2 separate regions of the Homo sapiens genome follow, and region 1 is linked to region 2. Evidence: read pairs that join two places in POLR2A ChIA-PET (ENCODE). Cell type or tissue: A673. All regions are shown on one strand. Links, peaks and the distances in the headings refer to the core of each region. The heading gives the core; the rest is flanking DNA.

Region 1 (5,386 bases), core at 152-5,151, 270 kb before region 2:
TTTCTGCGAATTAAAACTGGTAAATCACTGTGGGTAGCTTTAAATTCAACAGAAGATAAAAATAATTACTATTTTAAATGTTAGTCCTTGTTACTTTGCTTCAGACTGGTTCTCTCCTTGACTTGGGGTCCTTGTAGGCCCATGGTTTTTTCTTTGGAGAAGAAAATTCAAATCATTCAACAAAATATTTATTGAGGGCTGGGCGCAGTTGCTCATGCCTATAATCCCAGCACTTTGGGAGGCCGAGATGGGCGGATCACTTGGGGTCAGAAGTTTGAGACCCCATCTCTACCAAAAATACAAAAAAATTAGCCTGGCATGGTGGCAGGCGCCTGTAATCCCAGCTATTCGGGAGGCTGAGGCACGAGAATGTCTTGAACCTGGGAGGCGGAGATTGCAGTGAGCCGAGATCGCGCCACTGCACTCCAGCCTGGGCAACAGAGTGAGACTCTGTGTCAAAAAAAAAAAAAAAAGAAATTTATTGAGGACTTATACAATGGTTGCTGCTAGATATTAAAATGAGTAAGGCAAGATTTCTGCCTTCATGAAGCTCAGTATTTAATTGGAAAAGGACAGAAATTTACAAAGAGCCCTTTTAAAGACTGGCTGTGATAGGTATTATGATAAATAAAATGCCAGAATTAGGGAGAAAGGAGGAATTCACTCTGATTAATGGACCAGGGAAGGTGAGAAGGTAAAACGCAGGATTATAGAGGAGGAATGGACTCCTGCATTTGTGGGGAGAGGAAGAATATTTTAGGGGGAGGAAACAGGACACACAAAGGGATGCAAGAACGAGTGTGCACCACGGGCCAGAGACCCCCGAACAGTCTAATGTGTTTGGCTCAGACATGGTATACAGGTGAGGGATGGGAATGATGAAGGGAGAGGAGGAACAGATTGTGGGCAGCCTTGGCCTGCTGGTAAGGAGCTTGAACCCTATTTTGAGGTGGGAGGAGCCACTGGAGAGTACTGAGAAGGGCAGTGACATGGTCAGATGGGTCTGCGTTTGAGAAAGACAAACTGGGGAAGGAATAGCATTTGAAAGGGGCAGGAGCAGTAAGAATGTAAATGAAGGCCAGGCACGGTGGCTCACGCCTGTAATCCCAGCACTTTGGGAGGCTGAGGTGGGTGAATCACCTGAGGTCAGGAGTTCGAGACCAGTCTGACCAACATGGTGAAACCCTGTCTCTACTAAAAATACAAAATTAGCTGGGTGTGGTGGTGCACCCCTGTAATCTCAGCTACTTGGGCTGAGGTAGGAGAATCACTTGAACCCAGGAGGCTGAGGTTGCAGTGAGCCGAGATCACACCACTGCACTCCAGCCTGGGCAACAAGTGTAAAACTCTCTCTTAAAATAAAATAAAATAAAATAAAATAAAATAAAATAAAATAAAATAATGTAAATGAGAACTGACTAGCAGTATTGCAAGTGTGGAATCCACAGGACTTAAAGAACAATTAGACAATAGGAGTGAGAGAAGGGAGAGGACCCAGCTGTTTCTCAGACTTCCATAGATGATGATGACATTACCCAAAACAGAGAACATATGAATAACTTTGACCAAATAATAAACACCACTACGCCAGAGAATGCCATAGTAAAACATTATGGCAAACTTAAAAAACTTCATGCTAAATGAAAGAAGCCAGTCACAAAAGGTCACATATTATGTGCTTCTATTTGTATGAAATATCCAGGGTGGGTAAATCCACGGAGACGGGGGCTGGGGGAATGGGAAGCAACTGTTTAATGGGCATGGGGTTGCCTTTTGGGGTGGTGAAAATGTTTTGGAACTAGGTAGACATGAGGGTTGCATAACATTGTAAATATACTGCATGCTATACTTTCAAATGGTTAATTTCATATGAATTTCAATTTTAAAACGATAAAAGCAAAGCAAAAAATAAAAAATAAAAAATCAAACCAAAAATAAAAAATCAAACCAAAACCCAAAAACACCATGGCAGCCCAAAAAGCCTTGTATTCCAGAGCTGAACGTGCCAGGAATCTCCTTTTAAACCCAGATAATCCCAGTAAGGAAAGAAACCTAAGGGAAGGACTGCTAGTGCCCATGCACTGAGCAGAATCACCTGGTCCCCAGTGGACACACTCCTTCCTAGCTGCTATTATGCACGTTTTGCTGGGAAGGCTGATAGCCTTGGAATTGGAGGTATGTTCTCTTCTTGGGGACCATCCACCTTTACTGTGTCAACTCTGGCTGACCTAGTAATGTGAGCAGTCAATCTGCCATGTGAAAACATATCAGAGGGAGGGGAAAAAGCAGCAAAGTACATCCAGAGAGAAGCATGTGGGTCAGGAAACAGTAAGAAAAACTTTCTGGCATTCATATTGGTCATCAGTAGCCCAAGGGGAATAAAGGGTTTCCTGATGCTCAGTGCATCATCAGGAAGATTAATTAACATTTGTAAAGGCCACACACAGTGTGAAAGGCCCAGTAATGGATCTCCAAAAGCCACAGTCCCTGCTTTCCAGAAGGTCATGAAACAAGGAGTGGAAAATATTCCCTAGAAGACAGAGCTGGATGACCTCGACCATGAAGAACATTGCAAAGAAACGACCGGGCTTGTCTGGGATTCTCTTCATTCTGAAGTTGAATCTGATCTGACAGATGTGGTGAGTAATTAAACCCTTGTCCATTCATAGTCTGAATGCTTGCACTGCACAGAGAATGGGGCAGGAATAATGAGAGGCACAGCCCCTCTGGGACTATTCAGGAGTGCTCAAATTTGCATGGTCACATGAACCCAAAGGAAGTGGATTATGCTGGCCTGGCCAGGAAGTAGAGACAGCCAAAGATTTCTGATTTGCATAAATCCTAAGGCTGGAAGGCAGAGAGGCTTAAAGGCTCTCAAAAAAGGCCAGATGTAGCTGCCTTCCCTAGAACCCAGCACATCTCTGTAGCTAGATGCCTTCTCACAAAGGCTGTACAGGTAATCAAACTTGTGATGTCATTTGCTCAAAAGTTTCATAAATATGTACTGTTAAGTTCCCCAAAAATGTGATTTTTACAAGTGAAGTTGCTGTACAGTCTCCTAGGGAATGGATTCTTTTAATTAGCTTGAAAAAAAGGTGATTCGGTAAAGGGTAATGCATTTTATTATGATTAATGCTGTCAAATAATTTCTAATGGTGTGACAAGGTGCTTAAGTAAAGAATTGTTTGTGGCTTTAAAAAATAGTTAATGCCTCTCAAAAAGGATTATTTTCTTTTTAAGTTTCAAATGAAGGCTACTAATTAATTAATCCATTTACATAAAAATGTCTTGGATCAGCTACCTGCAAAGATAAAGGATGAAATCTATCCTCTAATTGGAAAAAGAAAAACTGCTATAAAATATGTGGAATAAACATATGAAAGTAATCTACAAAAGGCAAATAGAAGTCATTAATTAAAAACTGACATCAAAAATTTCATTTCATTCTATGCAATATTAAAAATATTGGTGATGTCATATACTTAACTGAGTAATCTTCCTAAAATATGCCTTCTCATGTATGCTGTTTTATGCAGTTTTTTTTTTTTTTTTGAGATGGAGTTTCACTCTTGTTGCCCAGGCTGGAGTGTAGTGGCACGATCTCGGCTCACTGCAACCTCCACCTTCCAGGTTCAAGCGATTCTCCTGCCTCAGCCTCCTGAGTAGCTGGGATTACAGGTGCCTGCCACCATGCCTGGCTAATTTTTTTGTATTTTTAGTAGAGATGGGGTTTCGCCATGTTGGGCAGGCTGGTCTTAACTCCTGACCTCAGGTGATCCACCTGCCTTGGCCTCCCAAAGTCTTGGGATTACAGACGTGAGCCACCGGGCCTGGCCTTATGGAGTTTATTCACGGGAAGTCATGCAAAACTACATGGTGGTTTCAAGAAATTGGACTGAAATCTCCCTTCAGTTTTTCCCAAAATGTAGCTAACTTCATGTTATCTCCCAGATTCATAGACATCAGGCAACCAAGCTTGGTGAAAGCATTCCAACTTTTGCTCCCTTCAGTTCTGAACGAGTGCTACCCTTGATATAAACAGTCATTACAGACCCAGAATGCAACAAAGAAGGCAGATATTTACTAGTGAAAAACTGAAGTTCCTTAATCACTTTAATATATATAATCAAATGGAAATTATATATTACCCAGACTAATTATATATAATTTCTTGGCATCAGGTATAAACTATTCAGACTATCAAGGAAAAAAATAAAAAGATGCTTCTTTATAGCAGAATTTTTATTATAAAATATATCTCACAGCAAATCCCATCTTTTTAGTATCTGGTCTTTAGTCTTTGATGATTTCAGTTTGTTTTTCCAAATTTTTTTTCCAAGCTGAGGCTGTGCTGCCATTTTTGCAATTGGGATTGGTATTTTTATGATCACTTACTGGATTTATTATACGGTGGTTGAATAAACTGCTGACAAGAAAAGTGGAAAGGGAAAGAGAGAAAAGAGGAGAGAGTTAAAAAGCCAAGGAGATGGAAAAAGAAGAAAAAAGAGGGAAGAAAGAACAGGAAGGAAAGGGGGAAAGAGGTTAAAAAAAAAATCCTAAAAGTAGATGTTGTAATACATAGGAAAAAGAAACTCGGGCACCTGTCAAAGGGACTCCATGTGTCAGTGAACTGCAGGAGGTGACACTTAGGCATCCTGGCTGTACATCATCCCTCACTCTAAATGAATGTAAAGGTAGATCTTTATTCTTTTGGACTGACAAGATCACGCCACAAGGTGACTATCAATTGGCAGGGACTTCAACTTTACAAAGTTGTGCTGAAAGACAGAATTATCAATAAGCTCCTGAAGACACATTCTCACCAGGAGAAATGGAAAACTCAGGTTCTAGCCAAGTCCTTAAGAATGCAGAGGAAGGAGGGTCACAGAATGGAGGAAATCTCTGGTTTGCTGGTAGCTGTAACCTCTCCCCCTTAAAAAGCCCATCTTCACCTTTAAAATAATGCAGATTGTTCATGTATTCTTTGAAGGAGCTTAACATGACTTGTACAAAAGGCCAGCATAATTTTCCAGCTGTTTTGCTGAGAAATATGCCCTCTTCTATGGTCAGTGAGATTCAGCTCCAGAGAAGTGAAATAACTCAATCCAGGTGTTGCTGCTGGGGAGAGAGGTCCTGATGTTGGGGCCCCTGGATTGGAGGTCAGCATGCCCAGCCTTTGGCTGTGGAACTTTCTGGGGAGTATCAGGTTTGCTACGCACAAAGAGGGCTGGTAGAACTCTCCTGATCACAAGACATGACACTTGCCAGTACCACTAGAGCGCTGAAGAGGCGCAGGTTTCCTTTTCCCTGTCTTTGTAGATTACACCAAGGGTGTCCAGCCTGCAATCAGCTGATTTGAAAATGGAGTGCCCACCTGACTGTATTT
Region 2 (5,386 bases), core at 140-5,139:
GTGGTGGTGGGCACCTGTAATCCCAGCTACTCAGAAGGCTGAGGCAGGAGAATAGCTTGAACCTGGGAGGCAGAGGTTGCAGTGAGCTGAGATTGCACCACTGCACTCCTTCCAGTCTAGGTGAGAGAGCAAGACTCCATCTCAAAAATAAAATAAAACAAAATAAAAGATACACATTAACCCAAACGTTATTAATAATTTGATTTCAATATACTTGGAATAGCCCATCATTCAATCCAACCGGGTCTTGTCTTCTGACCATTAACCTCCACAACTATGGGAAGATAAAGTAAGCTATTATTTCCCATGGGTAATCCATGAAACATCAGCCAAGCCTTATTTGGTGATATTTATTCTGGCAGGTGTTTTGTAATTAGGAAAATCACATACCAACCAACATGTGATCTTTACCTTCATCCTAACTCCCGATACTTTATAACCACATTTATATGGCATTAAATGGATACAGTAATATGCTAAATTACATATAGCTTAATGAAATCACAGCAAGGCGCTTTTTTTTTTTTTAACAACCTGCTATCAGATAACACTTTGGATACAACACAGAAGAGTTTAATCAGCAGCAATGCAGAAATACTATAATGGTTTAGGCATAGGCTTTGAAGCCAGACTCTTACGTTGACATCATAGGCTCTACTACTTATTAGTCCTGGAATCTGGAACAGGTTTCTTAATGTCTCTGTGCCTTAGTTTTCTCACTTACAAAATAGTGTCTTTTTCACAGAGCAGCTGTGAAAACTAAATGAGGCAATTCTTATAATGTACTTAGAACAGTGTCTCTTACTTGATAATTGCTAGATTAAAATTAACTCTAGTAACGATGATTGCAAGTGATGAAGAAGATACAGCAAGCACTATACAAGATAGCAGAAGTGGCTTACTTGTAGTTGCCATTAAAAAATAAAAACCAGGCCAGGCGCAGTGGCTCACCCCTGTAATCCCAGCACTTCGGGAGGCCGAGGCAGGTAGATCACCTGAGGTCAGGAGTTTGAGACTAGCCTGACCAACAAGGTGAAATCCCGTCTCTACTAAAAATACAAACATTAGCTGGGTGTGGTGGCGGGTGCCTGTAGTCCCAGCTACTCGGGAGGCTGAGACAGGAGAATTGCTTGAACTGGGGAGGTAGAGGTTGCAGTGAGCCGAGATCGTGCCACTGCACTCCAGCCTGGGCGATGGAGCGAGACTCCGTCTCAATAAATAAATAAATAAATAAATAAATAAATAAATAAATAAATAAAAACCAGTAACAACAACAAATTGGCCCAGGCCATGTCTGCTAAAATCACATGCAAAAATGCTGCCATGTAGTTTACCTTTTAAAGCTTTCTAATAAGTTCCTTCCGGAACCCTACCAGCTTATCACTAATAAAACCTGTATTCAGTGTTAGCGACTGAATAACTACAGTAGCATACAGATAAACCACACAATCACCTTTCAATTAATAGGCTTCAATTTATTATAAAGAAAAAAGATAATTTTAATTAGCCTTGATTTAAACAGTGATAGTTTAAATGATTATGTCTCAACATAAATGAGAAGCACCAATAAATAAAATCATTACTTAGCAAGAAAATTATTTAAAATAACTCTCTGAGATCATCAATTATTTAGTTCTAACAAGGTAAACAGGATCATCTGGAAAAATAACAGCAAAAATACTTGCAAGCCAAAATCTGAGCCTTAAGTATATTTTTGTTGAAGATATTTTATATGGATATTTAAAACTAAATTAAAAGTAGGTAAGACAGAAAAAGGAAACACACAACAAGCACTTAAAATGAAACCAAGAATGAGGCTAATGTGCACTTGTTCCATGTTGTCACAACATTTATGTGGCCAGTGCAGAGTGGGAGAAAAGATCATTGCAAGATGTGTAGTGTCCAAGAGACTAATACAAATCAGATGGTCAGCAGAAACACAATTAATCCCAATAGTCAAATCAAAAGAGTTTTTCTCCCAAGGTCCTCATCAAAAGGGCAGTATCGGCTGCGCACAGTGGCTCAGGCCTGTAATCCCAGCACTTTGGGAGGCCAAGGTGGGTGGATCACCTGCGGTCAGGAGTTCAAGACCAGCCTGACTAACATGGTGAAACCCTGTCTCTACTGAAAATACAAAATTAGCCAGGCATGGTGGTGCATGCCTGTAATCCCAGCACTCTGGGAGGCCAAGGCGGGCAGATCACTTGAGGGCACGAGTTCAAGACCAGCCTGGCTAACATGACAAAACCCCCTCTCTACAAACAAACAAACAAAGTAGCCAAGTGTGGTATTGCTCTGTAATCCCAGCTACTTGGAGCACTGAGGCATGAGAATCGCTTGAGCCCAAGAGGCAGAGGTTGCAGTGAGCCGAGATTGTGCCACTGTACTCCAGTCTGGGTGACAGAGTGAGACTTTATATCAAAAATAAAATAAAATAGAAAAGCAACACACTCATAGGGCCACAATGCATAGTAACAAGTTGAGTCATGCTTGTAGTAGTTAGCTTTTAAAACCCCAAATTAAGACACAATACTTTTAGTCCTTTTTTGCTCCATGTTTTACTGATGTATTTATATAAAAAAGTAGTAGATGAACCAGAGCTCTGAGTTTAGCAAACTAGGAACAAATATTTACTCTATCACTTAACAGGATTTGGGACCTCCAACAAGTTACTTCATCTTTCTAAGTCTCAGTCTCCCCATCCACAAAATGGGAGTGGTAACAGTGTTGAGAATCACTTGGCCAAGGTTCTCTCATGCTGCTACATGTCTTGCCTGGTCTGCCAAGAATACAAGGTCCTGAGGACTCTGTCTGAGCCATTTTTCAGGATTGGGTTTGCGGGGAGCTCAGGGAGAGGAAATAATGTGTCCCCCTGGGACAAACAACAGCCTTGCTTATAGGCTGCTAGAAAGTGGCACATTTTCTAGGCTCTCGTTCTATTCCTCTAAGGTATTCTAATGCTGTTGTAAGCATACATCTAGGCCTGCCTGCATCACCACTGTGGGAATTCAGACTCAGGAACTGATGCAACCAGCCTGAAACACAGGCAACTGCTATTGTTGTGGGTAATAAAAATCTTTTGTCTCTGACCTAGGAGTCTCATGTCTTAGAGAAGACATGAGACATAGTCATCTATGAAACTGTAGCAAGCAAGTGAGTCACTTGAGAGTTTGCAAATAGCAGAAAATATCAGACCCTTTATCATTTTTGACAAATAATATTGTCTCACATGGTTATTGAGAAAATTAAATATTATAAAGCAAGTAGTATTTTTAATCCAGTGTCTGGTACCCAGTATGCCTTTATCCAGCATTAGCTATTTACAGCTGTTATGAAACGTATTATGATGGAATAAAAATTAGAGATAGATATTTAATGAATCACCTTTGCTAAGAAGAATAAAATCCCAAGAAGCTACTAAAATCTCTTCAATTTAAAAATTGACAAATTCTGAATTATAAAATGCTAATCAGCAATGCTTCACATTTCCACAATGTATAAAACAGGCTAGAGGAAGACATTAGCTTAAACGGCTCTGGCTGTGTGTTAAAATACATTACTGTCTGTACATACCAGTTCTTTCGCTTCTTCAAGCTGTTTCTCCACATTTGCAACCATCTGTTTCTTTTCATCTGAAACAAACAATAATACCAAGAAATTGCTAAAGATACAAATAAATTTAATATTTTAAAACTTCAATTTTTATATGCCTTTTTCCTTTCTGGTCAATCAGATTACAGAACATAAGGCAAAAGAGCATATCATTCTTTGGTGGGTTTGAAACCACTTTAAGCCATTGATTCCAGGCTATCTAGAAACATATAATCTGATAGAATACCTAATTATTAAGAGACACCATTTTTAAGAGAGACCTATTTTTAAGAGAGACTAAAAATTATGTTGCCCTTTAGGAGAGACTAAGTCAACAAGAGCAGATTTGTGCTGGCCTAAGGAATCTGTGAAGTCATAACTTTAATAAATTGGGAATAACTGATTTGTTAATACAATTTAAAAGTTATATACAAAAACACTTCCTAAAACTGGGCAAAAACAATCCTTTAAAAAATTGTACTTTCAGTAGCATGGAGAATCAGGTGTAATGGAATAAATATTTGAAGTTAGGACTACTGATTCCAAACCGAAAGCTACTATCTCACTCAATGGTTATGGGATCCTGGGCAAGAAATTTTTCTCTTTTTTTCTGAGACTCACTCTGTACTCTCTAAAATGGAAATAAAAAATATCTACGGGATTACTTTTAGCTCCAATAAGCTTGATGCAAGTGAAATTACTTTAATATTATAAAGTGCTAAGTCTCTGTATGTGGTTTATTTTTCTAATACAATCAAGTTATAACCCAACTGTAATTCCCTTCTCTAGGAGAGACATGTCCTGGCAGACAATTTCAGAAAGCTTTCCCATACCCTCATTCCAGCCAGTCAGCCTATTTGTTCACATACCCTAGTTAAGTTTTGTGCAAACCAGATGTATTGAACATCTCTAGTTTTTGTCTGCCTAGCATGCTTCTCTTCTCAGGCAACAGCCCCTACTCTCTTCAAAGGCCTTCTTCCTCACCAAGCAGGACAATGAAAATGCTATCTCCATAAAGACTCTGCTTCTTCAGTCACAGTGACTTGGCAAATGACCGGCATCTAATCCTAGCTGGACTAATCTCAGTAACTCAATCCTCTGGCCACATTCATCTGGGAGTTGGGCGGTGGGATAGGCATATATGAACCAGAGAGAACAAAGTTCTAGAGCAAGGGGAAAGCCTTTTCCTTTCTCCTGGTAACGAAAAAATGAGCCTAGAAGCGCTGCTAGCATCCATTGGTCTAGCTCCAAGAAGAAAGCAAGCGTGCAATGGCTGAAAATAAAACCTGCATTTAAAAAGAAACACAACTGAGAGACAGAGAGAGAGAGATATAGTTAGTTCCTGGCTTGAAATAACTGAAATGGCTTGACTTTATAAAAGCTTGACTTTACCATAGTTTGGTTTCTTGAGCCAACAACTTTCTTGTTCTTTATTTAAAACTGGGTTTATGTCACATGGGAGCCTAATGAGACTGACTAACACAACAGACTAGAAAAGTCATGAAGCTTGAAATGGGTACAACACCTACCAGCTGACCAGCCTTCAGAAGGACAGCCAATCCTAAGTGGGGAAGCTTTAATAGAAATTATTATTTCACTGGCCGGGCGCGGTGGCTCACGCCTGTAACCTCAGCACTTTGGGAGGCCTAGATGGGTGGATCACAGGGTCAGAAGTTTGAGACCACCCTGGCAAACATAGTGAAACCCCGTCTCTACTAAAAATACAAAAAATTAGCTGGGTGTGGTGGTGGGCGCCTGTAATCCCAACTACTTGGGAGGCTGAGGCAGGAGAATT

What was found. Peaks named below come from ENCODE experiments on the same cell type or tissue, not always from the same donor. Only the 100,000 strongest peaks of a DNase experiment are listed, where the experiment ranks them.
Region 1: POLR2A ChIA-PET joins it to region 2 with 10 read pairs; 2 of 35 experiments call an interaction of 5 or more read pairs at or near these places.

Annotation. Positions count from the first base shown.
Region 1 is chr10:112,729,742-112,735,127 of GRCh38, reverse strand. The region is part of intron 7 of VTI1A (vesicle transport through interaction with t-SNAREs 1A); the gene reads right to left. Among named protein-coding and RNA genes, the nearest start is that of MIR4295, 98 kb to the right of the region's middle. RefSeq lists an enhancer at 2,279-2,780. In A673, for the core only: no CTCF peak of the experiment used is centred there; a DNase peak (open chromatin) is centred at 2,747.
Region 2 is chr10:112,458,770-112,464,155 of GRCh38, reverse strand. It overlaps VTI1A (vesicle transport through interaction with t-SNAREs 1A), which reads right to left. Exons shown (of 8, transcript NM_145206.4): 2 at 3,574-3,632. Among named protein-coding and RNA genes, the nearest start is that of VTI1A, 14 kb to the right of the region's middle. RefSeq lists an enhancer at 2,852-3,146. In A673, for the core only: no CTCF peak of the experiment used is centred there; a DNase peak (open chromatin) is centred at 3,005; H3K27ac peaks cover 1,318 bases.